2 separate regions of the Mus musculus genome follow, and region 2 is linked to region 1. The links are chromatin loops, found by intact Hi-C in ENCODE. Cell type or tissue: left cerebral cortex. All regions are shown on one strand. Each heading gives the region's core, and the rest is flanking DNA. Links, peaks and the distances in the headings are about the cores only.

Region 1 (4,382 bases), core at 258-4,257:
CTCGAGTGCTAGGATTACAGGCATGTGCCACACCTGGTTTAAGCAATGCTTGAGAATAAAACCAGGGCTTGTGCATGTTAGGCAAGTACATATCAACTGAACTACAGATCCGTCCCACCCCATCCCGAAATACCTTCTTTCAGTACCCAGTAACCCTGACCAAGGAGAGACACAGGCTGCCGCCGTGCAGACAGTGATAGGAGTCAGACCTGAGCCCGCTGGGTGATCAGCTGCGAGGCATTGAACTTGGCCACCACACTCTTGAGCACCTCATTAACAATGGACGGCAGCACTCGCTCCTCATAGTCCAGCCCTAGACGCTGGTACATGCTGGGGAGCTCCTGGGCATTGGGTCGGGACAGCACACGCAGGGAGATGTTCACCATCTGCAGGTCTGAGGGAAGAGGTCAGCAGTGGCCGCCGGGTAAGGCCAAATTCCCCCTTTTCCAGCGCTTTCTCCTAGGAGTGCTTCCCACCATGCCTAGTGTTACTGTACAGCCTAGCACTCCAGCAGGAAGATAGTCATGTCAACACAGAGCATGTGAACAACATGGATGGGCGAGGCAGACCCTTGTTTACTGTGGAATCTTTTCTATGGACCTTCCACCAGTACAGCTATTTTTTTTTTTTTTTAATAAATTGCTACTCCTCCTCCAAAGTGGATTCCACCAAGCAGCATAATCTTGGGTTTCCCCCTTGCCATTAGGGCCTTGAGAACCAGAACTGTGTTTTATTTCCAAGGCCTATGGCTTAGCAAACGCATAAACCACACACACCACAAACAGCAACAGAGAAGCACACTTCTGTGGGCTACTTGCCTCGGTGTGTACATGGGAATGAGGCCCAGGCTTGGGGAATCTCAAAGGCAGGCCTTCTAACTATGGTCTACAGGGCAACAGCTAGTGAAGAGTGGGGGCACTTTCTCCAGAGCAAGGTGTACTGTGGATGTAATCAACAAATCAACAGAAAAAAAAAAAGGCCTTAAAAACAGACTTGGACCTAGGCAGCCAGGAAGAAAGGCAACTCTTATCCCTTTTATGCTAGGCAGAAGGTAACGTTAAAACGTGCATGCATGCCAAGTACTGGAATGCACCGTTTTTTGAACCGTGAGGCATGGCTCTTTTGCAGACGTAGAAACCAAGACCTCAGAAACACAACCAATTCTGGCAGCCTGGCCAGGCTCATTTTACATTTGTTTCCCCACGTGCCCTGAGGCTCCCAGTTGCCCACGTTTACCTTTGGAGCCTGTGGGGGAGGAGATTTTTCGAGGTCTGGCCCGAATGTCATAGATGATGGGGTACTGGAACCAGGGGATCCTGGAGAGGAGAGGTCATGGACAGGAGTTGGGAAACTGCAGTTTTATTGATTTTGATGGTTCCCCTCACCACTCGTCCTTGGGCCTGTTCCTCCCCACGACCACAAGGACTCTTCCCAGTCGAGAACAGCCCTTTATGCATTGCTGGAGTTTCAGGCAGCCACTGTCCTCAAGAGCAGGCGTGAGGAAGGGGTAAAGCAGCTCCGAATTGTTAAGTCTGGCTGCAGCCGTCAAGGGTGAAGGGTCAGGGCCTGTTCGCTCTGCCCGCCATTACCTGAAGTGAAGGCCTTCGGCCAGGATCGTGTCCTGCTGCACGCCACCAATACGATTAAAAAAGATGGCTCTATGACCGCCTTCCACTGCGGAGAGAGGGGTGGGAGTCAGGGCAGGCTACTGGCCCGAGTGCTGGTCAGCGTAGGTGGGACGGGGACACCTGGGGGATAGCAGGACCGTGGGTCTGGGGACCGCAACGTCCGGCCAGCGGAAGGAGGCTGCTCACCGGTGAACACGGATTCGCGGACGCCGTAGGCCACCGCCCCGGCCCCCAGCAGCAGCTTCAGCGCCGTGCCCATGCCCCGAGGCCCGGCGGGCAGGCGTCCAGCTAAGTCCTTCAAGTTCTGGGCCATGTCTGATCCTCCCGAAGGCGGCGGCGGCGGCACCAGCGGTCAGGAGGGGGTGCCCGCCAGCCTCTGCCCCGCTCCAGCTTACAGACCTCGCCTTGCACACGAGGATCGGCGGCCTTAGAGCTCGCGGGAGAAAGGGCACCGGAAGTGCGCCTCCCTCCGGACCCGCCCCCCTCCGCCCGGGCGGCCCTGAACTCCGCGCACAGGAATGGCGCATCCGGAAGTCCCGCCTCTTGGTGGGGGGGAATGGTGTGCCCTCCCGGAGAGGCTTCCGTACGGGCATCGCCATTTTCGAGCGCCCTCTTTCAAAATGGCAGCTCGAAGGAAGTTGGCCGTGAGGACGGACGTGAAGTTCTAACTTAAGGACTTCGGTGCAACTTCCGGTCTGCCTACAAGATGTCTGCGGCCAGTGGTGGCTTCCAACCTCGTGAGCGGCGATTTTCAGTGCAGGAGCAGGACTGGGAGACTACGCCGCCTAAGAAGCTCCGGCTTGGGGCAGGAAGCAAGTGCGGAGGCCGGAGGCTCATTGTGGTGCTGGAAGGGGCCAGTCTGGAGACAGTCAAGGTAGTTTTGAACAGTGAGTGCGGAGGTAGGGAATTGATGGATCAGATTGTGTGGGAACCAGGGCCGCAGAGTGCATGGAAAAGCGGAGCCTTGAAATTTGCTCTGGAAGAATGACCTAGTTTTCCAGGCTGTTGATATCCTGGGGGTAGTCCTTTTGCTCTGGACTTTCATTTCAGCCCTCGCCTTGCTTTTAGTTGACTTATCACGGAGTCTGTGATGTATAATGCAAAATGAGGGAAGCATTGTCTATTGAGGGTTCCCACGTTTCCAAAGGCCAGTGACTTCCCCAGCCTTTTACTACCAAGGACTTGATGCTTTATTTTGTTAAATGGGGCTTGACTGGCAGCTTGTTCTGTATTTACCTATTCTGAAGTATGTCTGGATCAGATTATTTAAAAAGCCTTTGTCTTTGCTTTTTTACCCTCCCCCTTAAATATTTACTTTACCTTTATTTATGCATGCAAGTCTGCATGTGGCCATGAGCCACCTCATGAAGGTGCTAGGAACCTAACTTGAGTCTTATACAAGAAAGTTTGTGCCATCTCTCCAGCCCCCTCCTTCCTTCCTTCTTTCTTTCTTTTTTTCTTTTTGTTTTTTTGAGACAGGGTTACTCTGTATAGCCCTGGCTGTCCTGGAACTCACTTTAGACCACGATGGCCTCAAACTCAGAAATCTGCCTGCCTCTGCCTCCCGAGTGCTGGGATTAAAGGCGTGCGCCACCACCGCCCGGCTCCTTCCTTCTTTTGTATGTCTTGCCTTTCAGAGCTAAACTTGTTCAATGTGTAGGCCCAGAAGTTCCCTCCCAAACTCCTGCTCCCCTCTGTTTCTGTCTCTGTCTCTCTCTCTCACACACACACACACACACACACATTCTCTTGCTGGGTGGTGGTTTTAGGCAGTCTTGGGATGCAGTCCAGGTTGGCTTGGAACTCTCCACCTTCAGCCTCCTAAATATTAGAATATTTATAGGTGAATTTCACCATGCCAGGTCTGCCCTGGGCTTAAATTTGGTCCTTAGCCCCTTCCTAGTGACTGTGAGAAAACAAGATTGTTTTTCCTTTGTAAAGTGGTTGTGTACCTTACTAACTAAACCACACAGGATCTGGATTGACAGTCCTTTAAGAGGAGTGCGTTTCCCAGTAACCCGAGGTGAGAGTCTTCCCGTCTATCCTCCATGGACACCAAATAGAAAAGTGGTTTTCTCCCCGTCGACTTCTTTTCCCCAGACTTATTTTTTTTCTGAGTACACTGTAGCTGTCCTCAGACACACCAGAAGAGGGCAACGGATCCCATTACAGATGGTTGTGAGCCACCATGTGGTTGCTGGGAATTGAATACCAGGACCTCTGGAAGAGCAGTCAGTGCTCTTAACCGCTGAGCCATCTCTTCTGTGCCCTCCCCTTCTTCCTCTTCTTCTTTTTTTTTTTTTTTAATTAAGTGATCAGTTAATCAGATTTAAAGTTTCTGTAGTTAGTTGTTATTCCCATCCTAACTACAGGCAGATCTATTCCTCCCTCAGTGATTGTCTATTATCAGTCACCATCATTATTATTGTTTAAAGGTTTTTTTTTTTTTTTTCCCATGTGCATTGGTGGTTTGCCTGCATGTATATTGCTGTAGGATGTCAGATCCACTGGAACTGGAGTTACAGACAGTTGTGAGCTGCCATGTTGGGGCTGAGAATCGAACCGGAGTCCTCTGGAAGAGCAGGCAGTGCTGTTAATTGCTGAGCACTTAACTGCTTATCTATCCAGCCCTTATTGTCATTTATTATTGTTGTTGACAGGGTCTCACTAAATAGCTCTGGGTGGCCTGGAACTCATTAGTGTCTGCTTGTCTCTGCCTCCTGAGTTCTGGGGTTAAAGGCCTGCACCATTACA
Region 2 (4,382 bases), core at 256-4,255, 250 kb before region 1:
ATTTTGCTGATGATTTCAGTGTCAGTTTGTGATGCTGACCTATAGTTTCCAATCTCATTTTGTCTTTGACTGGTTTTATCAAAACATAGCTCTGGCCTCATAGAATAAGCATTCTTTCTTTTCGAACTTTCTGGAAATGTTATGTGAAATTGAAATGACTGGCACTCTGCCTTTTTAGTTACCAGACTAGCCTTTAATGGCTGAGCCACCTTTCCAGCCTGTGATGTACACTTTAAGAGCTTTGTACAACTTCAGGTTATTTTCCTTTGCTCAATTTTTTTCCCAAGGAAGGATCTTCTTATGTAACCCAGGCTAGCCTTAAACACATGACCCTCATATGCTACTACTCCTGGCTGTAATATCATTTTCTTTCTTCCTTCCTTCCTTTCCCCCACCCTGCCCCCCAACAGATGGTTTCTGTGTAGCTCTCACTGTCCTGTAACTCACTCTGTAGACTAGGTTGGCACTGAACTCACAAAGATCCTCCTGCCTCTGCCTCCCTGGAGTACTGGGATTAAATGCATGTGCCACCATACACAACTTGTCATTTTCTTTTTAAGACTTTAAGTTGGGTGTGGTAGTACACAGATTTAGTCTCAGCACAAGAGGCAGAAACAGGCTTATCTATGTCCGTTCCAGGCCAGCCTGGTCTACAGATTGAGTGCCAGGACAGCCACCCGGAAACCTGTCTTAAAACAGTTGAGAAACCCTGTAATAAAAAACAAACTAATAAAGTTTATTTTTTTTTTCCTTCAAGTATGTGTACATCACATGCAGTGCCCGTGGAGACCAGAAGAGGGCATCAGAACCCTCTGGAATTGGAGTTTGACAGTTGAGCCATTTTGTGGGTGTTGGCAACAGAAGCCAGGACCTCTGTAAGAACAGCCAGTGCTTGTAACCACTGAACCATCTCTCCAGCCCCTATGATGTCACTCTTAAAACTCTTCTGTTCATGCCTTGCATCTAACCCACTTGCAAATAATGTTCACTGAAGTCCGACAACTCATTCCCACTGTTTCTGCTTGGTCCAAGTCAACTTCATTGCTCACCTGAACACCTGTAATAGTCTCTGGTTGATCTTCCTGCTTCTCTCTGTGAGCTATCAATAGTGGTTTAAAAATCTTGATTATACTCAGGTGTGGTGTTGCACAACTTTAATCCCAACACCTGGAAGGCTGAGGTAGGCAGCCTTTGGTGAGTTAGAGGATAGCTCACTCTACACAGTGAGTTCCAGGACAGTCCATGATATATAGCTATATAGTGAGATCCCGTCTCAAAAAAAGGAAAAAAAAAATGTCTGGTCAAGTTGACAAAGGCTAGAGTCATCTTAAACGCGGAACTTCAGTTGAGAAAATGAGCCCATTATATTGCCTGTAGGTAGATCTATGGACTTATTTTCTTTTCTAAAAACTATGTTTTTGAGTGTTTTGCCTGCAAATACTCACGTGCACCATGTGCATCGCTGGTGCCTAATAACCCATTCAATGCCCCGAAGCTAGATTACTGTGGGAGCTGGGAATCGAACCAGGTCCTTTGCAAGAGCAACAAATGTTCTTAAATGCTGAGTCACCTCCGCAGCCCTGTAGTTATTTTCTTGATTAATGATTGGTGTGGGAGGCTCAGTGCATTGTGGGTGACACTACCAGGCAAGTAGTCCTGGAGGTGTAAGGTGTTTAGTGTGAGCCCTAGAGAGCAAGTCAGTCATCGCATCCCTCGTGCTCTGCCCAGACTTCCCACCAGGATGGACGGTGATCAGGATGTGAAAGCCTTGGCTTTGGCTGGTGTTTCCACATGGTGACAGAAAGCAAATGATTTATTATGTGTAGTGTTCCGCCTGCATGCATGCCTGCAGACCAGAAGGGGGCACCAGTTCTCATTAGAGATGATTTTTGAGCCACCATGTAGGTGCTGGGATTTGAACTCAGGACCTCTGAAAGAGCAGCCAGTGTTCTAAACTGCTGAGCCATCTCTCCAGCCCATTCATTGCCTTGTTTTCTAACTCTTCTCTCTCTCCCACTCTCAGCCTGGAACTATGCAGCTCACATGGCCTTTGGGCCTAAGATACTCCTGACTTAGCCTCCCAAGTGCTAGACCACAAGCATGCACCACCATCCCTCGAAGGAAGCGACGGAATCAGACAGGTATGCACTTGGACCCTATCCATATTTCTTTGTCCTACAGGTTAGTTCCAGAACTCAGCCCTTGAAGGTCCAATTCTCCTGCCTCAGCCTACTGAGTGATAGGATTACAAATCATCTAACAGTAAACCTGGCTTTACCTTAATTTCCTCCTTATATGGTTTCTGTAAGGATTTTTGTTTTGTTTCATTTTGAAACCTGGTCTATTTAGTGGCGGATGATCCAACTCAGAAATCCACCTAATTAAAGGTGTGTACCACCATGATATTTGGGAGATAGGGTCTCTCACACTGTAGCCCGGGATAACCTCCCAACATATAGCAATCCTCCTGCCTCAGCCTCCTGGATGCTGGGATTACAAGTGCCCGGCTGAATCCTTTAACTTTTAAATTTCCTCATCTGCCTTGGTTCCACTCACACTTTTCTCCTTGCTAATTTGGGATCCAAAGACTAAAAAAATGACTCAATATTTATTTGTAGTAACCATGGCCAAAAGTCTGGTCATGCGATCTGAAACTTCTATGGGAAGAAAACCTCAAAAGCCTAACCAATACACTTCCTTTTCCCCCTTAATCACTCGGGGGTTTGTTTTCTTTCTTATTGAGACCGGTTCTCATGTTGCTCAAACTGGCTTGGAATCTGCGATGGAGCTGAGGCTGGTTTTGAACTCCTGATTCTCCCCTACCTCTACCTCCAATACGCCGGGGGGTGGGGTGGGGGCATGTGTTACCACTTCCTGCCCCCTTACCCTTTAAACTTTTCTTCTGCTCTTTAAAAAGAGTGGATAAGTTGTTGGACTATTTATAGCCTCGTTTCTCTCCTTTCTCCCTTATTTTTTCTTTCTGCGAATTCTCGCCTTCCGCTAACGCTCACGTCGCCGCAGGAACTCGGGGCCGCCATCCTGCCTTGTCCTGCAGCTCCCGGGAGGGTCGCTCCCCCGGACCTCCGCAGAGCCGAGGTCCTCTCCGCACCCTGCATTCACCGCTCTCGCACCCATAAAGATGCACGGACAGAGCGGAAGATGGGCGCCGCTCTCGCGCCTCCCGCGGTCCGGAAACGGAAGCAGGCCGGAGCCGCCCGGAACCCGCCTCCCGAGAGCGGAAGTACGGCCGGAAGCTGGCCATAGAAGCGAGCGGCTAGAGCGGCCCTGCGGGGAGGTGGCAGGAAAGGCTTGGGAGCCGCTGCCGGAGGTGACGGAGCGGCCGCCCCGCCCCGTGCGCTGGGAGACGAGGCTTCCAGGTAGCCGTCGGTTGCAGTCGGTCCGGGGGTACGACCTGGCCTTGGGCGCAGACCCCGGCCGGTCCCGGGGCTGCCTCTTTAAGGGAGGGGGTGGAGCCGCGAGTCAGGCGCGAGGAGGTGAGGTCACGTGGGGGCGGCCACGTGCACGACTCGCGTCCCGAAGTGGGGGTTCGTCGTCGTCCGGTAGACACCATGTGCTATCTCTCCCTTCCCTGGTTCATCAGTCTTGGAACTCAATGGGGTGCACGTGGTGGGGCTTGGGACTGGGCCCGGGATGACGGAGCGGGTGGGCGTGGCAGCCAGGATGGGGCTGGCTTGGAGGAGCCCTCGAGTTGCCTTTTAGACCTCAGGACCCCACTTACTCACTGCGGATGTGGCGGGGTCCCTCTTGAGCGTGCAGCTCCCGTCCCTTCGAGCTGACCACCCTCGCAGGGTCCAGGGACCTTTAGTTTCACGTTCCTCTTTCCTTGCAGCTCCAGAAATCTTGAGGCCAGAGCCCCGCACCTCGGCGCAGCCATGAGTGCGGAGGTGAAGGTGACAGGGCAGAACCAAGAGCAGTTTCTGCTCCTTGCCAAGTCGGCTAAGGGGGCGGCACTGGCCACACTCATCCACCAGGTGCTGGAGGCCCCTGGTGTCTACGTGTTTGGGGAACTGCTGGATATGCCTAATGTTAGAGAGGTGTGTTGCTTGCCTGGGTAGTCCCCAAAGAACGTTGGGACCAAAGTTAACTCTTGAGTGCTGGGCTCGTTTTTTGTACCCAGTAACCACTCAGGTGATCGGGGTACCGATAATTAGCTCTCAACATGGAAAAATAAATCAATCAAATAAAGGTCTTCATTATCTTACAGATAAAGGGTCTGTAAACTTAGTGCTCCCTCCCTCTGTACCCACACTTTGAGTCAGGATTTCACTGTGTAGTCCTGGCTGCCCTAAACTAGTAACTATGGTCTAAGGTGGCCTTGAATGTGTGGGAAATCCCTGCCTATGTCTCATGCATAATTTTTT

Evidence for each region. A loop is a pair of places that touch in the nucleus more often than their neighbours do. Peaks named below come from ENCODE experiments on the same cell type or tissue, not always from the same donor. Only the 100,000 strongest peaks of a DNase experiment are listed, where the experiment ranks them.
Region 2: a loop joins it to region 1, with 15 times the contacts of the local background. A loop is called at or near these places in 1 of 42 quality-filtered maps.

What each region holds. Positions count from the first base shown.
Region 1 is chr6:124,709,996-124,714,377 of GRCm38, reverse strand. Emg1 (EMG1 N1-specific pseudouridine methyltransferase) reads left to right here and starts at 2,200. Exons shown (of 6, transcript NM_013536.2): 1 at 2,200-2,502. The coding sequence starts at 2,335. Phb2 (prohibitin 2) reads right to left here and starts at 2,089. Exons shown (of 10, transcript NM_007531.2): 1 at 1,815-2,089; 2 at 1,590-1,674; 3 at 1,237-1,316; 4 at 210-394. The coding sequence starts at 1,941. In left cerebral cortex, for the core only: CTCF peaks have their summits at 2,171 and 3,769 (motif pointing right); DNase peaks (open chromatin) are centred at 1,584 and 2,209; H3K4me3 peaks cover 2,467 bases; H3K27ac peaks cover 1,376 bases.
Region 2 is chr6:124,964,397-124,968,778 of GRCm38, reverse strand. It overlaps Cops7a (COP9 signalosome subunit 7A), which reads left to right and starts at 3,267. Exons shown (of 8, transcript NM_001355542.2): 1 at 3,267-3,377; 2 at 3,851-4,055. The coding sequence starts at 3,894. In left cerebral cortex, for the core only: CTCF peaks have their summits at 792 (motif pointing right), 1,856 (motif pointing right) and 3,159; DNase peaks (open chromatin) are centred at 806, 2,651 and 3,245; H3K4me3 peaks cover 1,868 bases; H3K27ac peaks cover 1,659 bases.